2 separate regions of the Homo sapiens genome follow, and region 1 is linked to region 2. Evidence: read pairs that join two places in POLR2A ChIA-PET (ENCODE). Cell type or tissue: GM12878. All regions are shown on one strand. Links, peaks and the distances in the headings refer to the core of each region. The heading gives the core; the rest is flanking DNA.

Region 1 (4,841 bases), core at 308-4,307, 200 kb after region 2:
ACTATAACAAATCACCCCCAAAACCTTAGAGGTTAAAGCAATAAACATTTATTATTTCAATGGTCTGTGTTGGGAATCCAGGAGTAGCTTCTCTGGGTGATTTTGGCTCCAGGACTCTCACAGCCTGCGACTGAGGTCCTGGCCAGGGCTGCAGTCATCTCAAGCCTCAGCTGGTTAGAGGATCTCCTTTCAAGTTAATTTCTGTAGCTGTTGAGAGGCTTTAGGAGATCTGCTTCCAAGTTCACTGGCATGAGTCTCTCAACAGGGAGGCCTTAAGAAGCACAACTGGCTTCCCCCAGATCCTAGAGAGAGCAAGGGAGAGCCCTGAGACAGAAGCAGCAGACATTCTACAACCTGCTCAGAGAAGTGGCACCCCATTAATTCTACCATATTCTAGAAGCAAGTTTCTAGGTCCAGCCTACACTGAAGGGGATGGACTGCCCAAGGGGTGAATACCAGGAGAGACCAGGGGAGACCATCTTAGGGTCTGCCTACCACAAGCCCCTTATGGAAACCTTCCTGTCTGTAGATATTCTTGTTCACCAAATACAGGTATTTAGGTTCATTCCATTAAATAGTTGATGAGGGCTGGGCACGGTGGCTCAAGCCTGTAATCCCAGCAGTTTGGGAAGCTGACGGGGGTGTATCATTTGAGGCCAGGGGTTTGAGACCAGCCTGGCCAACATGACGAAACCCTGTTTCTACTAAAAATACAAAAAAAATTAGCCAGGTGTGGTGGCATATGCTTGTAATCCTTGCTACTCGGGAGGTTGAGGCATGAGAATCTTTTGAACCCAAGAGCAGAGCCTGCAGTGAGCCAAGATTGTGCCACTGTACTCCAGCCTGGGCAACAAAGCAAGACCCTATCTCGAAAAAAAAAAGTTGGTGAGACTGAAAAAATGCTCTTAGTAATGTAAAGCAGAGCTAACTTGTATTGTTACTAAGCAGACAAAAGTAAACAATGGGAGGTGTGTGTGAGAGACCCAAATTCTGAGAAATTTGCTTTTGAGAACATAAAGATAACAGAGCCAGTTCAATTAAATCAACACTTTTTGATACCTACCGTCTTAGTTCGTTTGGACTGTGATAACAAAATACCTTACACTGTGTAATGTATAAACAATGGAAACTTATTGCTCACAGGCTGGAGGCTGGGAAGTCAAGTATCGGGGTGCCAGCAGATTTCATGTCTGGTGAGGACCCGTTCTTCACAGACAGTGCCTTCCCTGGGTTTTTAAATGGCAAAAAGGGCAAACAAGCTTCCTCAGGCCTCTTTTCTAAGGCAATTTACCCATTCATGAGGGTGAAGCCCTCAGGACCTTTTCACTTCCCAAAAGGCTCCTCCTCTTACATGGAGGATTACATTTTAACATATGAATTTTGAGGAGCACAAACATTCAGACCACACTACAGCTAATTCTATGTGTACTGCAGGCTCTGCCCTATCTGAAGTCTTCTGATCTCCCCTCACAAAAAATGTGCATTGTCTTATTAGGAAAGCAAGGCATATAGGAAATGAAATAATAGTATAAACCTTTACATTAATATAAAGCACTCTTGATAGTATGAAGGCATAGTGCTCTAGAATGTAGCCAGCAAACTTTTACTGATTTTTTTTTTTTTGAGACGCAGTCTCGCTGTTGTTGGCCCGGGCTGGAGTGCAATGGCGTGATGTCGGCTCATTGAAACCTCTGCCTCCCAGGTTCCAGCAATTCTCCTGCCTCAGCATCCTGAGTTGCTGAGGTTACCCGCCACCACACCTGGCTAATTTTTATATTTTTAGTAGAGATGGGATTTCACCATGTTGGCCAGGCTGGTCTTGAACTCCTGACCTCAGGTGATCCACCCTCCTGGGCCTCCCAAAGTGCTGGGATTACAGGCATGAGCGCCCGGCCGTTTTTTTTTTTTTTTAAAGACAGGATCTTGCTCTGTCACCCAGGTTGGGATTCAGTGGTGTGACCACAGCTCACTGCAGCCTTGGCCTCCTGGGCTCAAGTGCTCTTCTCACCTTAGCCTCCCGAGTAGCTAGTACCACATGTGTATACCACCACATGTGTATACCACCATGCCAGGCCAGTTTTTTTTTTTTTTTTTTTTAAGAGATGGGGTCTCACTCCGTTGCCCAAGTTGGTCTTGAACTCCTGGGCTCAAGTGATCCTCCTGCCTCAGCCTCCCAAAGTGCTGGGATTACAGGCATGAGCCACGATGACCAGCCAAACATTTCCTGTAAAAGTGGAAGCCACATAGGATATACTTTTGGTTGTGTGGCCACACATGTTCTCTGTTACATATTATTCAATTTTTTATTCTTGTACAACTTTTTGAAAGTGTAAAAACCATGACAGTGCATGGCCTAGTACTCTTCTGCAGACTACTCTTTAGGTAGCGCAGCTCTAGGAAGTCAGATAGACCCTGAGAAATAGCCATGTGTTGTCTTACAGAGAAGCTCAGACTGAGATGGCATGTGGGTGTGAGCACATGCACACACTTGTGTGTGAAACTGATGTTCTGGAGTCAAGTGCTTATTTAGGGAGTTATTGAAATAAGGTGAGTTAGGTTAAACAGTGAACTCTTTTCAATAAAAAGAGAGGCGCTTGGGTTGGGTGTGGTGGCTCATACCCATAATACTAGCCCTTTGGGAGGCCAAGGCAGGAAGATCTCTTTAGCCCAGGAGTTTGAGACCAGCCTGGGCAATACAATGAGACCCCATCTCAATAACAATTGAAGAAATTGAATTTCTGTTTTTAAAAAGAGAGAGGGGCTGACCTTAAATCTGTAGGCAGTGAGGGGTCACTGTATGTTTTCGAGCAAGGTAGTTATCAATAAGATGAAAACACTGTTGTTTTAGGAATATTAATCAGAGGCAATGCATAGGGTTTCTAGGTTGATTGGTGTCGCATTCTTGGGCATTGGGTGGGTGGATAGTGAGCGAGGACACTGGAAATGTAAAGGGTGGCCATATCATGAAGCTAAGGAGTTATAAAAAGGTTTTTTAAAGTAGAGCCTATCTTGACCCATTAAGATCAATGAAAAGGATTTTAATCCAGGCATAGTGCAATAATGAGGACTTGGACTGGGCTGGCAGCCAGGGCTCTATTCGTGTTGTTTAGTCAGGTCTCGCTTAATAAATAATTAAATGGCTCCAAGTGGTGATAAATGAATACTTCAGACCTGGAGATAGTTGAGTGTCTTGTCTTAGACTGGCTTGCATCTGAGTAATAATGCATATCTGTAAGTTGCATATTATATACATGATAGTGTTTAGGGCTGATAATCTTTATATATCGGCCCCAAAGATATAAAATATTTTTTATATCTTCTGATATTCAAAAGGGCCCCCTGGACAATCCTCTTTTGGTGCTTAGATCTATTATGCAAATGCTATTTTATAACTAGATTTTATCCCTTTGATTAACAGACTGCCTCTTAGACTAGTTAGAATCTATAGGCCTCAAGATATGAACTAGATGATGTAATTTAGTTATGATCCAGAAATTCAAATTTATTTGAAAATGTTTGAAATACAAGATTATGATTGACTTGTGTAATGTAATTTGGAAAAAATGCTCCATAACTTGTGTTTGGAAAACCAGCTCCTTACTCTTCTAATAACCATTACCGAAGTTTCTCGGAGTTCTCTTTTCCAGTCTGTGTGGTACCTAATACACTGGAGCCCACTGGCAACAATGCTCAGACATGGCCTTCCCAGCTCCTCCAGGGGCCCCTCCTTCCACTAGGTTCTCCATCCATCTTTCCTGGATTCATGGGAGCTGTCATTTCCTACTCTTTGCTGGAAAGGGAACAGTCCACTCTCTTTCTCTTCGTCTGAGTTTAAGAGTGCCTGGGCTGGTGCATTAAAGCCAGCTTTTTCTGTGCACACCTGCTGAGTTTTTGCACTCAGCATGACAGCCAATTTGTTTAGAACAGTAGTTCTCAAAGTGTGGTCTCCAGACCAGTAGCATCAACATTACCTGAGGACTTGCGAGTGAGGCAAATTCCGGGGCCCCATACCAGATCAACCAAATCAGAAGCTGTGGGGGTGGGGCTCAGCTATCTGTGTTTTAACAAGCTTTCCTGATGATTTTTATGCCTGCTAGTTTGATCATCACTGAGCTAGAGGAAATCTTCCTTCTGAGTGTTTGAACCTGAGATTTAGTCTTAAACCAGATCTCTGCATTTGTTGTAGCAAGAAAGAAAGCAATGCAATCATAAAGGAGTCAGTTACAAGCAATGTCTAAGAGAGATTGAAAGGATGATTGGGTATAATAATGAGGGAATCTGCTCACTGGGAATTCCTACTCAAAGCTGTTTGGGGATACTTCCAAAATAAGCTTTTGCATGCCATACGGGAATATTTTGCACATTGGAAAAGAATGCGCATCTGATAAGCAATAATGTGTTTACTTATCAACAAACGCAATCTGTGGCTCCCAAGGTGCATGCAGCCAGCTGTAGCTGGTCAGCCTTGCCTGTCTAGGGACACCAAGAGGAGGGGTGCCTGTATCTGGATGGGCTGGCCTGGCAGGAAGCCCTGGGCACACTAGTGGACCCATGTTTGTTTCGGTTTGCTGATGGCACTCCTCCTTCTTCCTATGTCGTAATGCTTTTGAGAATAGGCTGTTTAAAATGAGATATTGGCCAAATCCAAATGCAGGGAGAAAAAAATATCTTGCCTCTTTCTCCAAAAAAACGTTATTGAGGCAGATTTTCCCAGGATTTAAGCTGTTCTTTGGCTGCAAATGTACCTTTGGAAGACGCACAGTGGGGTCTCCAGGCACAGAAAGTAAACCAGCTGGGTGTGCTCCACACAACAGACAGATTTCCACCGCTTGAAAAATCAT
Region 2 (4,841 bases), core at 412-4,411:
GTAAAAAATAAAAAATAATAATAAAAATCTTGACATGAGCTTCTTAAAGAAACAGACGTGAGATTTGACTTTAGCATTCAGTAACCAAAGGTATAAGATACCCAAAACAAAGGAAATGTGGTGCTTTCACTGCTTGTTTTTAGTGCTGCCACTTCTCTCCCAAGGAATGTCGCTGCCTTAAACTCTGTTCTGTGGCAGATACTTCCTGCCCCTATACATCACCTTCAGATGTACTATATGATCAAGATCTTTACCATCTGGCCACTCCTCTAGCTCTAGTGTTCCAAATGGCTTACATTTTTAATGGTTCTTTGTGATCTCCCTGATATAGAAATACAGGTATGCAAGGACATGTGCACTCATAAAGAGTCTATCTTCCTTCTTTGCATTCCTGTGTGCTTTAGCCAGAAGAGATGTTTTAGGATGGTGGTACAGTGAGAAATTTATGAAACAAGGGCCACTGGGCCACCAAGATGACTATTTATGGTTAAGTGGAATCCAAAAGGATGATATGGGGTATCTCTTTCTTTACAAGTAGTAGCCACTGCCATTGAACAAATATTTAAATAATACAAACAATTGTTAATAATTATTTAGCTCCTCTTAAATGAGTCACGTGTCCCCTTTCCATGTATAAAAACCGTATTTATACTTTGTGTTTCCCTTGTGCTACTCAAAAGATCACAATAAAAACATTCTCTTGAAAAATTTACTTAGTTTATTTCACTGACTTAAAAAAAATTTTTTTTTACTGCATTTTATGCTAGATTCACACATTTCACATGGTGGTTGAACATATAAGGAAAGATATATTTTTACCACGGCTTGATAACATTTCTTCAAGATGCTATCCTCACAACAGATTATATTTATTCAGAAAATTTGAAGTGATCTATTTGAAATTACCTCTAGTAGTTTGTTAAAATGTAACAGATCCATTTATAGACTTTTAAAAGATGGAATTTTTATAAAGGTACAGTTGTTTGTTTGTTTTTTAGACAAAGTCTTGTTCTGTCACCAGGCTGGAGTGCAATGGCACGATCTTGGCTCACTGTAATCTCCACCTCCTGGGTTCAAGCGATTCTCCTGCTTCAGCCTTCCGAGTAGCTGGGATTACAGGCGTGTGCCACCACACCCAGCTAATTTTTGTAAAGATGGGATTTCACCATGTTGGCCAGGATGGTCTTGATCTCCTGACCCATTGATCCACCCACCTCAGCCTCTCAAAGTGCTGGGATTACAGGCGTGAGCCAACACGCCTGGCCAAAGGTACAGTTATATGTGAGTTATACAATAGATTCCCAATAGGGTAAGACCCTGGGGGAGTAACATCACTAGAATCCGATGTGTCCATCTCAAATAGTTTTTTACTGAATTGATTATGTCTCAATAATATTTTGGAATCTTGATAAAAACTTACTTGGCTAAAGTATACCATTAATATAAATAAACAATATAAATATAATATAAATAATATAAATAAACAATGGTATTTACCATATTACCTTTACCATGTGTATTTGTATCCAAAACACACTCATTTATACCATATCAAGGCATAGCAACTCCAGTTTGTTTGAAGAACATTACTTGATAAACAGCAACGAAGACAGAAGAGTTGATGGAAATTCTGATATTACTACCACCTCCTTTCCCTACTATTGCCCTTGTAAAACACAGAAATAGTTTGTTCATGTGACCAAATTGAAGTCTTCTTTCACTCAGGAATATAGAATATCCAACATGCGTTGTGGTGCTTTAAAGATGGTCAAAATTCTTTGACATTATCTCATCAAGAGGTGGTGTCAATGTCCTTCTTTCCCAGAATCTGGGTGGGCTCAGAGACTGCTTTGACCAATAAAGCATAGTGGAAGTAAAACTGTGCCAGTGTCTCGGGCTCAGGCTGAAAGAGACTGGCAGCTTTCACTTCCTGTCTTTTGAAAGTCTCTTGAACTTCGGACCTGGGGGAAGCCAGCTGCCGAGTGAGAAGTCTGACTATCCGGAGATGGCGGTGAGTATAGAGAATTTCTGCTAGGTCTCCTGTGTTTCAGCCATCCCAGCCCAGGCACCACGACACATTATCAAAGGACTATCTTGGACCTTCTCATCCCAGCAAACATCCAATGGAGAAGAATGAAGACTCCAGGCATATGATCCCACTCTAGCCATCCCAGGAGCCCCCAGCTATCCAAACAACTACAGCTGTGGCCAAAAACATCGTGTATCAGGGACAAACTCTCTGCTTATGGCTGCTCTAATCCTTGACCTACAGAATCATGAAATTTGTGGATACGGTCATGATCTTGATTTTGGCGATGGTTTCACAGGTGTGTACCTATGTATGCTTATCAAAGTGTGCACTTTAAAATGTGCAGTTTATTATATGTCAATTATATATAAAGCTGTTCAAAAATTTAAAAATAATTGTTGTTTTATACGACTGAGTTTTCAGGTGGTTTGTAATATGACAATAGATAACCTGAACATGCACTTCCTATGTTTTATGTTTATTTCTTCCTGATATTTATTAAAATAAAAATATTATTAAAATACAAACTTGGCATATAAAACTTTACTAGGTATATTAAGTACTTTTTTTACAAAATTCAATTTGTTTTTATTAAATGTCTATAATCTAGACTATAGATTATACAGTCTAGATTATAATCTAATCTATTATATAGATATAATAGATTAAATGAGTTGGCTTTAAAAAATCACATTATGGATTATTATTGATAATATTAGTATTGTTTTTTACTGAAGTGAATTTCTTACCAGAACAGATTCTAGGCATTTGCACATTCACTCTTAAGTTTCTAGATCCAAGTCCATTCCCTAGAACATATTAGATATTCAATAGGTGTTTGGTAAAAATATAAATGAAATATGGAATAAAATCTAAACCTTTTCTTTTGTTTTAATATCTTTATCTAGTATATCTTAGTTTAAATGTATTGCAAATGATTTCAGGACACCAGTGTCTACCTGAGCTAGATTGCTCTCAAGTTTTAGTTTAATATTCAACCAAAAACGCACATTATAAAACAATGTACCTTCTTTTACAAAAAGTTTGCATGTGATGGAGCCAGGTCCCTTTGAGTCCAGCACCTAAGTGTCTAATCACTAATTCATCCTCGTGACCCCAACAGGAAATAGCATGACCTCAAGTCTAACTGACAGGAATGAGACCTACAGAAGAACAAAAAAGGAAGAAAAGTTAATAATCTTTTTTCTGTCCATTTTCTTCTTTATTGTAGGTCAGATGTACGTGATGGTTACCATTATAACTACATACTATGAAAGATTAATCAGTGGAAAAAAACAAGTTAAAGACACACAAAAAACTTCAGAGAATCAACTTCTGGTCAAAAAAGCCCTCCTTTAGCCAACTCTAAACCTCATTCAACCAATATTCTCTATAGTCTTAGAAAGCATTCAGAAGACATAATATTTTTTAAGGACTTCAAGCAGCAAATGGCAGAAGTGACAAGAATTGAAAATAGAGGAAAATTTTGTTTTGTTTAAAGAATTCTAATTTTAATAATGGGAAGTATGCATCCATATTTATGCCAGATTCATATATATGAAATATATATATATATATATATATATATATTTCATGTAAATGTACTTTTGCTAATGAAATAGGAATTCAGGACAATAAGAAGGTCTAGAGGAAGCACCCTTTATGAGTAATTGGTTTCAATGTTCGTATTCTTGATCTAAACAATAAAAAATCAAAACTGCATTTTCTCAATGAATATGTTTTTCTCTGTTTTAAGTCTCAAGAAGTTATGGTAGAAATGCTTTACAGAAAATATTTTTCAAGCCCGGCATGGTGGCTCATGCCTGTAATCCCAGCACTTTGGGAGACTGAGGCAGGCAGATCACTTGAGGTCAGGAGTTCAAGACCAGCCTTTCCAACATGGTGAGAACTTGTCTCTACTAAAAATAAAAAAAAAAATTAGCCTGGCATGGTGATGCACACCTGTAATCCCAGCTACTTGGGAGGCCGAGGCACGAGAATCACTTGAACCCAGGAGGTGGAGGTTGCAGTGGGCTGAGATGGCACCACTGCACTACAGCCTGGGTGACAGAGCAAGTAAGACTCTGTCTCAAGGAAAAAAAAATCTTTTTCATATGATAATACTACAGCTAGAAAGCTAGAATTCTTTCTTACTGATTGTTATATTAAGTCCTTCCTGTTCACTAAACATTACTAAGCATGAAAAAAATCTTTGTGCTGTGGTAAGAATGCTGAAAAATGTATAATTCAAATCCAGATATATGAATAACAACTTCTCACTATAGTTTGGAAAATAAACTAGTATTGGTATATTTTTTGTTTGTTTTAAATAAACTCATCACTGGAGTTCTAGTAAATTTTGCTTCTAGACCATGTGAAAATTTTAAATTAGAAGCTATATAGCAACTAATTTTTTAAATTAACATAAAAATTCTCATTTAAAATGTTCTGAAAATTTTTAAACATATGCAGTTGCTGTAATTTAATACATTCCTCTGTCTTCTACTGTCACTTAATACATTTCTCTGTCTTTTCTGTATCCCTTGTTTCCCGGCAGTAACTCATGCTTTCAAAATATCAGGAAGCAAATGAGAAAAGGAAAAAAAGACATTCATTGTATATGGTAAGCCAAGTAATGAACTAGCTAGATAGTACCTCAGACACTGGAGGAAAATGGCATTGTTAACATAATTGTTTTTCCAGTTAATAATTAATATTGTATAATCTGACCTTAATCTATAGGCTTCTTTTTCATTATAATCTCACCAGAAGTCCTTAATTCTATTCAAATGTTACCTATTTTAGATGATCT

Evidence for each region. Peaks named below come from ENCODE experiments on the same cell type or tissue, not always from the same donor. Only the 100,000 strongest peaks of a DNase experiment are listed, where the experiment ranks them.
Region 1: POLR2A ChIA-PET joins it to region 2 with 7 read pairs; 2 of 35 experiments call an interaction of 5 or more read pairs at or near these places.

What each region holds. Positions count from the first base shown.
Region 1 is chr6:113,672,515-113,677,355 of GRCh38, reverse strand. It overlaps LOC124901381 (a long non-coding RNA gene), which reads right to left. Exons shown (of 2, transcript XR_007059715.1): 2 at 26-302. Among named protein-coding and RNA genes, the nearest start is that of LINC02541, 25 kb to the right of the region's middle. In GM12878, for the core only: no CTCF peak of the experiment used is centred there; no DNase peak of the experiment used is centred there.
Region 2 is chr6:113,870,480-113,875,320 of GRCh38, reverse strand. MROCKI (MARCKS cis regulating lncRNA promoter of cytokines and inflammation) reads left to right here and starts at 1,974. Exons shown (of 3, transcript NR_038863.2): 1 at 1,974-2,327; 2 at 4,587-4,652. It overlaps LOC124901382 (a long non-coding RNA gene), which reads right to left and starts at 1,916. Exons shown (of 3, transcript XR_007059716.1): 1 at 1,498-1,916. In GM12878, for the core only: a CTCF peak has its summit at 1,794; a DNase peak (open chromatin) is centred at 1,935; H3K4me3 peaks cover 1,283 bases.